2 separate regions of the Mus musculus genome follow, and region 2 is linked to region 1. A link is a loop called in an ENCODE intact Hi-C map of the cell type or tissue named here. Cell type or tissue: heart. All regions are shown on one strand. Links, peaks and the distances in the headings refer to the core of each region. The heading gives the core; the rest is flanking DNA.

What was found. Peaks named below come from ENCODE experiments on the same cell type or tissue, not always from the same donor. Only the 100,000 strongest peaks of a DNase experiment are listed, where the experiment ranks them.
Region 2: a loop joins it to region 1, with 2.8 times the contacts of the local background. A loop is called at or near these places in 1 of 42 quality-filtered maps.

The regions. Positions count from the first base shown.
Region 1 is chr15:99,970,411-99,975,731 of GRCm38, reverse strand. Larp4 (La ribonucleoprotein domain family, member 4) reads right to left here and starts at 2,952. Exons shown (of 16, transcript NM_001024526.2): 1 at 2,749-2,952. The coding sequence starts at 2,766. It overlaps 2310068J16Rik (RIKEN cDNA 2310068J16 gene), which reads left to right and starts at 2,445. Exons shown (of 1, transcript NR_028124.1): 1 at 2,445-3,565. In heart, for the core only: no CTCF peak of the experiment used is centred there; DNase peaks (open chromatin) are centred at 2,151 and 2,931; H3K4me3 peaks cover 2,851 bases; H3K27ac peaks cover 2,219 bases.
Region 2 is chr15:99,813,561-99,818,881 of GRCm38, reverse strand. The region is part of intron 4 of Lima1 (LIM domain and actin binding 1); the gene reads left to right. Gm17057 (a long non-coding RNA gene) reads right to left here and starts at 935. Exons shown (of 2, transcript XR_384452.3): 1 at 1-935. In heart, for the core only: a CTCF peak has its summit at 2,696 (motif pointing right); DNase peaks (open chromatin) are centred at 1,321 and 4,111; H3K4me3 peaks cover 1,268 bases; H3K27ac peaks cover 1,457 bases.

The DNA.
Region 1 (5,321 bases), core at 631-4,630:
GGGGTTGTGAGCTGCCAGATGTGGGTACTACAAACTGAGCCTGGGTCCCTGGAAGCAAGCACCCTTAACCATGTTTCCAGAGTTTCAATTTTACAAACTGGATGCCAAAGAGTTCTGGAGATAGATGTAGCGATATTACTTATCTATGTGAATGTCCTTAAAAACACCAAAGAAGGACCTGCAATGCTTTGTAGGTAAAGGCACTTGCTGGTAGGCTAGACATCCTGAGTTTGAACCCTCAGGACAGAACCTAGAAAAGCTGTCCTGACCTCTGTAATATACAAGCATCACCCTCAACAAAAACCTGTACTATAAATTAAAAGAAACTTTAATGTGAATGTCAGTTGTCCAGCACTTGGTACTCTTAAGAACTGCCTATAGGGCTGGAGAGATGACTCAGAGGTTAAGAGCACTGACTACTCTTCCAAGGGTCCTGAGTTCAAATCCCAGTAAGGCAGGGGGATTTCTGAGTTTGAGGCCAGCCTGGTCTACAAAAGTGAGTTCCAGGACAGCCAGGGCTATACAAAGAAACCCTGTCTCAAAAAACAAAAAACAAAAAAAGAAAGAAGCAAGAAATGTGTAAGATCACAAAGTAAATCAATTACCATTATCAAAATATTGTAAAATTGTTGATATGTTAGACAAATCAGGGTTTTTTGTTTTGGTTGGTTTTTCAAGACATGGTTTCTCTGTGTAGCCCTGGCTGTCCTGGAATTGGATCTGTTCACCAGGATGGCCTAACCAACCTGCCTCTGCCTCCCAAGTGCTGGAATTAAAGATGTGTACCACCCCCCCCCCTGAATTCTAACTGGTTTTAATATATTTCAAAACATTAATTTTCAATAAACTACATATGAGAAAATGATGAACTGAGTGACTAATGAGCATATTAACTAAATTTACATAGTAGTTTGGTGGAAAATACAATAATAATTCATTAGCAGAGCCAGGAGTAGAGGTGCACTCTGGGAGGTAAAGGCATATACTATGTCTAAACTTGGAAATATGCCTTTTATCCCAGGGCTCAGGAAGCAGAGGCAGTCAGATCTCTGGGTTTGAGGCCAGTCTGGTCTAAAGAGGAGTGCCAGGTAAGCCAGGGCTACAAAGAAAAAACCCTGTCTCCGGGGGTGGGGTGAACAATATTTGCACGGCATGGTAATTCCTAAAAAGGAAACTAAGCCCTGCTTACAATAAAACCTGATTTCTTGTCCTTTTCAAAACCAAGGTGAACTTAAATTAATAACAACAAAATAAACAGAAAGATTGAGTCCACTGTTCGAAATTTTTAGTGGACTGTTTCAAATATCCAAATGAATACATACTACTGACCTTCAGCATACATTAATTAAGCGTCTTTAACGCCTAATTTTTAGGATCCCAAACTTATCAACTGAAAGGTAGATCAGTAATGAGGGAAAATGAGTATAGAAGATATAAGCAGTTATTTGCTTAATATACAATACACGTGTTTGTGTGAAAATGTCCTTATGTAACACAATACCAAGTACAACGAATATACACAATGAAAAATAAGAATTGCTTATTTACTTTATGCCAGACTACCCTAAGATTCTCCCACCACCACTCTGAACACTCTTTGCCCCTAAGTTAGCCCCATCTTCCAAGTCCATTATACAACCTGTGATTCCGTCTCTCATGAAAAGATTCTTTTTATGGGCATAGTTAACAAATGCCAAGTTGCAAAGTTGCAGCTTTGCTGGATTGACGTTTTCACAATGTAAGAACAATATGATCTGGAATCTACTCAAAGCATTTGCCAGGCAGTCAGCTGATGCTCACTCAACACAACCGGGCAGAAACGAGAGAAATTAAACTTCATTATTTGTCTAAGACAGGTAATCACTACCTTGAAATCTCAAACAGGCGGACGGTAGACGGTCCAATAGAAACGGTATTTCCACCGATCCAACACCACCACAAAACCCCGGCTTCACCTAAGTTTCTCTCCTCCTTTGCAATTTTCCTTGTAACTGGCCCCGAACAGGTTCGCGGAATCAACCCGCACCACGCAGCCGCAGCCCGAGTAACTTTTACAAAAGGTCAGAGCGGTGCCTTTCAAGGCTTCCGACCCCTGTGGGGCTTCGCCGTTCGCACCAGCTCGCTTTCTCCCCCCGCACCCCCCTCGAACGTTCCAGAGCCGGCGGACGCAACCCAACAAAATTTTGGTGCAGCTTGGGGGGTCCGGAGGTGGGGGGAGCGGGCGAGCTTTCTACTCTCTTAAAAAAAAAAAAAAACAACAACAACACGCCCCTCCCCAGTTAGCGAGACAAAACCCCACCGCGCCCGCAGTTCCCCTTCTCCCGCGCTCCCACATGTTGCTCGCTCCGTCCCAGGCGGCCCCGCGAGGCCTCGCTCACCCCCAGCGCGCCCACCTGATCGCCCTTTCTCCGCAGGCTCCGCCCCCGCCGCCCGCCCGCCCGCTCGCCTCCTTCAGGAGCTCCATATGGGACACCCTCGGCTCCCTCGGCTCCTCACGCCACCTCAGCCCAGCCCCCGACGCGCCGCCTTCCCTTTCCCTGCCGCCGGGGGCCTCGACCCACACAGGCTCCTCGGGCCTGCGGAGGGCACAGCGGGGCTGCACGGCCTGCACGGCCCAGGTGCTGTGTCAGCCTCTCGTCGGGCTCCGCGGCGTGGACGGCCTGGAAAGTCACATGGCGGTGGGACCGGCCCGCGCCCCGAACACTCCGGCTCTTCTCAGAGCCCGACCGGGCGACCCGAGCCACTCACCTCAACGAAGAGCAACATGTCTGCTTCCGCTCGGCCCGATCGTTCACGCTGCCGCGACTCCAACTGGCTCCCAGGCCCGGGCCCCGGTCGGTAGGATAAGGACACTCGCCTTGCCCCTCCACCCGGCAGTGGACCCGGCTCCTCCCCCGCCGTCAGCCGCTGCGCCCTGACCCGCCCAGTCCCTCCTCCCGGGAAGCAACAACTGTTTCCGGTTCTGGAGGAAAACTGCTTCCGGGGGCGGAGGGCCTGCCCGCCCCTGTGCGTGCTTCGCTCCGGCAGGCTCGTCTGTGGCGGCGAAGGCGAAAGTGTGTGGTACGTGTCGCGTGTGGGTCGACGCCCGGGAGGCCGCGCCGGGCTGTGCAAAACGCTCACTAAAGCATTTGTACTTTCTACCAAAAAGCTGACACCGCACTGCTAACCCTTGCGCAGATTCGTGGTTAAAAACCTAGGTCCGATTAAAAAGCGACCGAGTGCACCCGCCCCTGCTGATGACGTACTGGCTCCTCCCGCCCCTCATTAGAAAAAAAAAAAAAAAAGCTGAAGAGGGAGCTAAGATACTCTTCAGCTACTCAGTGCTTGTACTTTACTAAGCATTTTGCATAAGTTAATCTTAAGACCCTATGAATGTATTGTTGGAGGAGTGCTGGAACAGTCAGATTCCTTTCGCTACAACTTTGATAAAACTTTAGCCCAAGCCCCTCGGAATCAGGTCTCATTAACATAATGATGCTCCGCTGTGATGCTTAATGCTCTACTAAAAATAATTAGCCTAGATCTCTTCTTTATTATGTTTTCATAGTCAAATAAAATAGTATACAAATATTTAATTATTTTTACTAGAGTTATTCTTCCTCTACCAGTCTCTATTGCTCCAGTTTCAAACACTTTTTTTTTTTTTAATTTAAAAAAACATGAGCCGGGCGTGGTGGCACACGCCTTTAATCCCAGTACTTGGGAGGCAGAGGCAAGCGGATTTCTGAATTCAAGGCCAGCATGGTCTACAGAGGGAGTTCCAGGACAGCCAGGGCTACACAGAGAAACTCTGTCTCAAAAAAAACAAAAAAATAAAAAATTTACATATATATATTTGTGTGTGTGTGTGTTTCCGTTTTTTTGAGACAGGGTTTCTGTGTAGACTAGGTTGTTCCCGGAACTCACTTTGTAGACCAGGCTGGCTTGAACTCACAGAGATCTACCTATCTGCCACCTGAATGCTGGAACAACACCTTAAAGTGATGTTTTCATTTCATCAACTCTTGCTTGTTTTCTTGTTTTTTTTTTTTTTTTTTTTCCCCACTTTGAGACAGGGTTTCTCTGTGTAGATCTTGGCTGTCCTAGAACTCACTTTGTGGACCTGGCTGGCCTAGAACTCAGAAATCCGCCTGCCTGTGCACCCCCACCCCCACCCCCACCGAGTGCTGAGATTAAAGGTGTGTGCCACCATGCCCAGCCCTCTTTATCTTTCTTAAAAATTTATTTTCATTCTATACATATGGCTCTTTGCCTGCAGGCATGTATATGCTCCCTCCTGCATGCCTGGGAACTGAACCTGAGTCCTCAACAAAAGCAACCAGTGCTCTTAACAAAAAAGGTTAGACCATCTCTGCAGGCCTAACCTTTCAATTCTTTCCTTTCTGTTTCTTTTGCTTACTTTCTCCCTTCCCCTCCCCACAAGTCTACCTCCCCATGACAACATCTTTCTGTGTATTCCTGGCTGTCCAGGAACTCACTTTGTAGACCAGGTTGACCTCAAGCTCAGAGATCCTCCTGCCTGTACCTGCTCAGTGATGGGATTAAGGTATGCACCACTACACCCAGCCCCAACTTTCTTTTTCTTAACCCATATAACCCCCTTTCCTTTGCCTCACAAGAGACTCACTTTCTTACATTGCCTCTGCTTCCCAAGTGCTGGGGTTAAAGGCATGCGCCACCACGACCAGCCATTACTATTATTTTTTTAATCTCAATCATTAAACTTAGTTGCAGAATGTTTGATCACACTGTGAACCCTGAGACTGTCATATCCTGGAAAAAACCTATTTCTAGCTATGGTGTAGCTCAGCCCTTAGCACACATCTCTAATCCCAAACAATGAAGGTAAAGTTAGCTTGAAGAAGGAAGCACCCATGTTTGAAAGTGATTTCTAATTGAGTGGCCAAGTGCCAAATCACAGAATAGGATCTGCCCAGTTCTTATGAGAACAGACAGGAAAGGGAAGCAACTTGAGGAAGCAGTGCAGAGAGAGGAAGGGGCAGTTTTTTACTGGGACAGTTGTACACAGACAGGTTGGAGAGAGAACAAACTAGACATAGGTGAAGACAGATCAAGCCAAAGAATGAGAAGGAGCCAGAATACTAGAACAAAGTTGCCGAAGTTGGTTTGAACCCAAGCAGAATAAATCAGTAAGAAACGGAGAAGCCAATCTGACATCAGTAAGCTTGGAGTGGAGTTTGAACCAGAAGAGCTGAGTTAACCAGACACCCTAAGCTCAGAAAGAACTAGGAAAGGGTGAGTTTATTCAGCAGCAAGTGTTACAGGTGACACATTCTAGGCCTAGATAAGATTGTACGGAG
Region 2 (5,321 bases), core at 600-4,599, 160 kb after region 1:
TGCATTGCACACCAAGTCCCCAGAGGGAATTACTTAACTAGAAAATGAGTTGCACATGCTCAAGCCTTACAGCACACTCCGGGGGCTGCAGGACTGGTCAGGTTTTCCAGTGTGCTCAGACTTTCCTACGTTGTGTACGGAATGGTTTGTTACGAGGGCCCTCGTAATGAAACAAACAGATCTGACGGATAGCAAAGCCCTCATGTACTCGAGATTCCAGCTCCATGGGAAAGCTGTCTTTTCTTGAGCTAAATATTTGGCCCAAATCCCTGTATTGCTGCAATAATAATATGAGACATTCCTTCTGAGATAAAGAAAATAGATAACTCATCCTGGAATCCTGGGTTATGTCAGGGCTGGGGCTCTCAGTTCCTTCCAGTAACTCCCTGCGCCTGCCGCCTTCCTGAGCAGGAAAGGTCTTGATTGGTCACATCTTTGAACCTTAGGGAGAATTTTCAGGCTTTTTTTTTTTTTTCTTCTGAGTTTGCGCTTTTAGCTCTGTTTTAATGCTGGAACCAATTGGCAGGAGATGTAACCACAAAGCAGTTTTATGGCTTTCCTTTAAACTCTACTCTCAATTTTCTTAGTTCCCTGGGCCAACTCCCTCTTTCTCCTTTATGGTCTTAATAAAAAAAAAAAAAAAAAGGTTTTTTTTATTTAAATGGGAAGAAGAATTTTAAATGGAAGGGGGAAAAATGTAAGAAATCCTAAATGGAGAGGAAGGGGCTTTGTAGTGAGTCAAAGCAGCATTGTAAGTCCCTCACAGACTCCGCCGGGTGGGACGGCTGAGGTCATGCAACACACACAATGTGGGTTCAGTGTAAAGGCCTTGTGCATGTCAGAACCGGCCCAAGGTAGGAAATGACTGGGACAGCCGAAAACAAAAATGCTGATTATGTGTAAGACTCAGGGAGAGAGAGAGGGAGGGAGAGAGGGAGAAAGAGAGGAAAAGAGAAGGAGGGAGACAGAGAGAGAGAGGGAGAGGGAGAGAGAGAGAGGGAGGGAGGGAGGGAGAGAGGGAGGGAGGGAGAAAGAGAGAGAGGGAGGGAGGGAGAAGGAGAGGGAAGGAGAGGGAGGAGAGAGAGGGAGAGAGGGGGGAAGGGAGAGGGAGGGAGAGAGAGAGGGAGGGAGGGAGAGGGGAAGAGAAGGAGAGGGAGGGGGAGAGAGAGAGAGGGAGGGGGAGAGAGAGAAACTCTCTTCTAGTAAATGTCTAGTGAGAGATGGGTCATGACAGGCCTGTTTGGGGTGGGGGACCCATCACATAAGGAACAACCCTTAGCTAAACACACTGACCCACAGCTCTTGCCCATAATCTTAGCACTCGGGAGACTGAGATGAGTCAAGCTACAGTGTGACCCCTGTGTAGTTTCCCCGGACCCTGCATAAGGAAGGAAGGAAAGAAAAGGGAGGAGGGGGCAGGAAGAGGAAGAGAAAGGTCCTGCAGGGTCAGCGCTTACATCAGGCAACCTCATGACTAAACTCATTGATAAATGTATGTTCTGGGTTCACCTGGGCATTTTGGGGTCTAGGTATTTGTGTGTGTGCCTTTCTTAACTTCCTAGATTAAATAGTCCTTTGTTCCTTGGTTTTATAGCTATTTCAGAGCAAGCATAATTATCTATGTAGGAAATATTAGTCACTTTTTATAAGTTTTGTCCAGGACTGAAACTGTAGCTCTGTGGTGGTTTTGGCTAACTTTTACAAGGGCTCTAAGCACAATCTCTACAAGTACACACTCCCAGTACACACACACACACACACACACTCCCACTCCCACTCCCACATACACACTCAAACACACACACTTCCAGTACTCACACACACACTCCCACATACACACTCAAACACACACACACTTTCTTTTGTTTTGATGTGTGTGTGAGCTTGTGTACTTGATTGTGTATTTAAGAGGGTCTCATTGTGTAGCCCTAGCTGGCTCTGGAACTCACTTTGTACAATGAGCTGGCCTCTAACTCACAGAGATCCTCCCGCCTCTGCCTCCTTAGTGCTAGGGTTCAAGATATGACCCATGGTACCTGGCTGTTTAGTCCAATGTCTCAATTAAACTCTTAGGAAACTTTGTCTGTCTGGGGTTGAAGAATAACCAATGTGTTTGCAATGAGAATGTGGTTATTGCTGGCCCAGTTTCATCTTTACCACACAGACAAGGCTTTGATGAGAAGGTACGTGTTTGGGTATTTGGGAAAGTCTGAGAGGTATGGAGCACTGGTCCCCCTTCAGGAGTAAGACTGCTTAAGTGCAACTCAGAACCTGTCAGTCAGTGACAACTGCTGACAAATGAAATGATCAATCCCAGGACTTGAAAAATTTAGGCTAGCCTGGGCTACACAATGAATTTGAGGCCTGCCTAGAGCCCGGCCTATACAGTGAGACTCAGTCTGAAAATAAGCCTGATCGTAGACATGACGATGGTGTTTTCTTTAGTTTCCCGTAACAGTGACACGTGCGAGCATATGTGTGTCGCTACAGTGGAGTGAGCCCTTTGAGAGAACGGAGGCACCAGAGTAAAACCTGACCTTATCCCTAGCCAGTCTACAACCGGCATCAGAGAACCAGTGTGTATGTGCCTCCTTGAGGATGGGAATGACCTTATTGCAGATTCATTTGTTTTGTAAGTAGAGGATTTTGCCTCTGGGCATGTCTGTGTGCCATGCGCATGCCCAGGGAGCCCAGAAGAGGGCGCCAGACTCCCTGGAACTGGAGTTATGGATGGTTGTGAACCACTGTGTGGGTGCTAGGAGCCAAATCCAGGTTTTGGTTTGGTTTGGTTTGTGGCAGGGTCACTTGTAGCCCAGGCTGGTCATAAGCTCCTTATCTTCCTGTCTCTTCCCAAGCTCTGGGAAGATTGGTGTATATTACCACCCCTGCATTCATACTCCTATTAACCTAACTTTTAATTGGTTTAGTATGTCACCTCTAGTTTATATAGTTTGAAAGTTTGACTGTTGTACCTGACTCCTCACTGTAGCTGAACGTGTCTTATAAAAGACACATCCATATAAATTAAAGTTTGTGATTAATGGTTTCGTGTGATCCTTCAGTCCTTTGCGAGATAAGGAAGGATCTAGATGTAAAGTTGCCTCTTGAGGAATCCTGGTATTTTTCAGTTTCTTTCCCTGAATGGCTGTTGTTGATGTATCAGCCACAGGTCAGACATCTCTTCTGATCTGATTTACGCCAACTCCCTGCTTCCTGCTTCCAACCAGTGGCACCTGCCACACACACATCATAAGCTCTCTGTTTTCCCATTCCACTGAATTTCTGTTTCTTTCCGTTTGTTTATTTTAGGGGGTTTGAGACAGGACTTCTCTATGTAGCCCTGGCTGTCCAGGAACTCTTTCTGTAGGCCAGGCTGGCCTTGAACTTACAGAGACCCTCCTGCCTCTGCCTCCTGAGTGCTGGGATTACAGGCATGCACCACCACTGCCCAGTGTATATGGTTTTTTTTTTTTTTTTTTTGGGGGGGGGTGTTGGTTTTTCGAGACAGGGTTTCTCTGTATAGCCCTGGCTGTCCTGGAGCTCATTTTGTAGACTAGGCTGGCCTCGAACTCAGAAATCCGCCTGCCTCTGGCTCCCGAGTGCTGGGATTACAGGCGTGCGCCACCACGCCCAGCCCGTATCTGGGTTTTAAAGCTGGGCTTTAATCAATGCTCACCTCCCTTAATTTGTTTTACTTTGTCACTGTTTAGTCTTTGTCACATAGTTCAAGAATGCATCTTCCGAGCTCATGGGCTTCCCCTTTTATGGGGACGTGTTTCATTATGCTGTGTCATCACTTCCCAATAATTAGATTCTCTTCTAGCTCTGAGCATCTTGGCAGAAGAGTCTTGTCTTGAGTAATTTCTTTGGGCTGTATTCTGCGATGTATACCATATTTAGAAGAAACACTCTTCTGGGCGTTTTTTTTCTTATGTACGCTCAGCTACTTCAAAACCAGCGCCGCCCGAGCGCGTCATCCCGACAGCTTCGCTGGTTGTTGGGTTTGTGGGATTCTTAACTAGTCTTATATTTTATGCGTGTGCCACACGGGTGCCTGGTGTCCGTGGAGGTCAGAAGGCGGCGTCGGAATCCCTGGAGCTGGAGCTGTGGCTGAGCGTGAGTCACCGTGTGGCTGTCACCGTGTGGCTGCTGGCAACGGAACCTGGGTCCTCTGCAAGAGCAGGGAGGACTCAGACAGCTGTGCTGTTTCTCCTGGCCCAGATTGTAAACTACTGAATTAGCTTACTAGATACAAAGTATCCCTCCCTCCCTCCCTTCCTCCCTCCCTCCCTTCCTCCCTTCCTCCCTCCCTCCCTTCCTCCCTCCCTCCCTCTCTCCCTCCCTCCCTCCCTCCCTTCCTCCTTCCCTCTCTCCTCTTCTTCCTCCTCCTCCTCCCCCTCCTCCTCCTTTTCCGCTTATTGTAAGGCTAATACAATTTTTATCAAACACTTGAAAATACAGAAAGCGTAGACAAACATCTTGTATCTGGAGAAAAGCACTTCTCTGCCTTTATCAGGATTTCTATTGCTGTGATAAAACACAAAACACCAGAACCAAAAAAAAAAAAAAAAAACTGGGAGGAAAGAGTTTATTCCACCTACACTTCCAGGTAACTGTCCATCACTGAGGGGAGTCAGGGCAGGCACCTGCGGGCAGGAGCTGATGCAGAGGCCATGGAGGGGTGCTGCTTACTGGCTTGCTCAACCTGCTTTCTTATAGAGCCCAGGGATGGCTCCCCTCACAGCGAGCTGCCCCTGTGCCCCCCCCAATCAGTCAGTCATCACCATCCCATGTGTGTTTCTTATATAAACAAACCATTTTGTCTAGAAAAATTTTTTATCACTTAATGCATTGAGATATTAAGAGATGAACACCTCACCATTTCCATCTGTAGGTCAGCAAAATCCGATTTCCCCTAAACCCTGCTCTTCTTCCCTCCATCCTTGGTTTTTAGGAAATATGGGAGTCTGAAGGAAGGTCCAGGTGAGAAGGTAGAAGGAGTTGAAGGAGTGAAGGAGTACAGGACTCTTCATAATGTGCTGAGTCAGCTTCTCTGTGGGGCAGAGACAGGATCTCACATAGCCCAGGCTGTTCTCAGAAGCTGCCCTCGAACTCTTGATCCTCCGGTCTCTACCTCCCAGAAGCTGGGATTATGGGCACGCACCACAACACCTGGCTTGCGAATCAACTTTGCCAGGTGTAACCTCCCATGACTCACACGTTTAAGGCAGGTGTGTCTCACTGATTTTAAGGCTAGCCTGGTCTACAATGCAAGGCAGGTGTGTCTCACTGAGTTTAAGGCTAGCCTGGTCTACAATGCA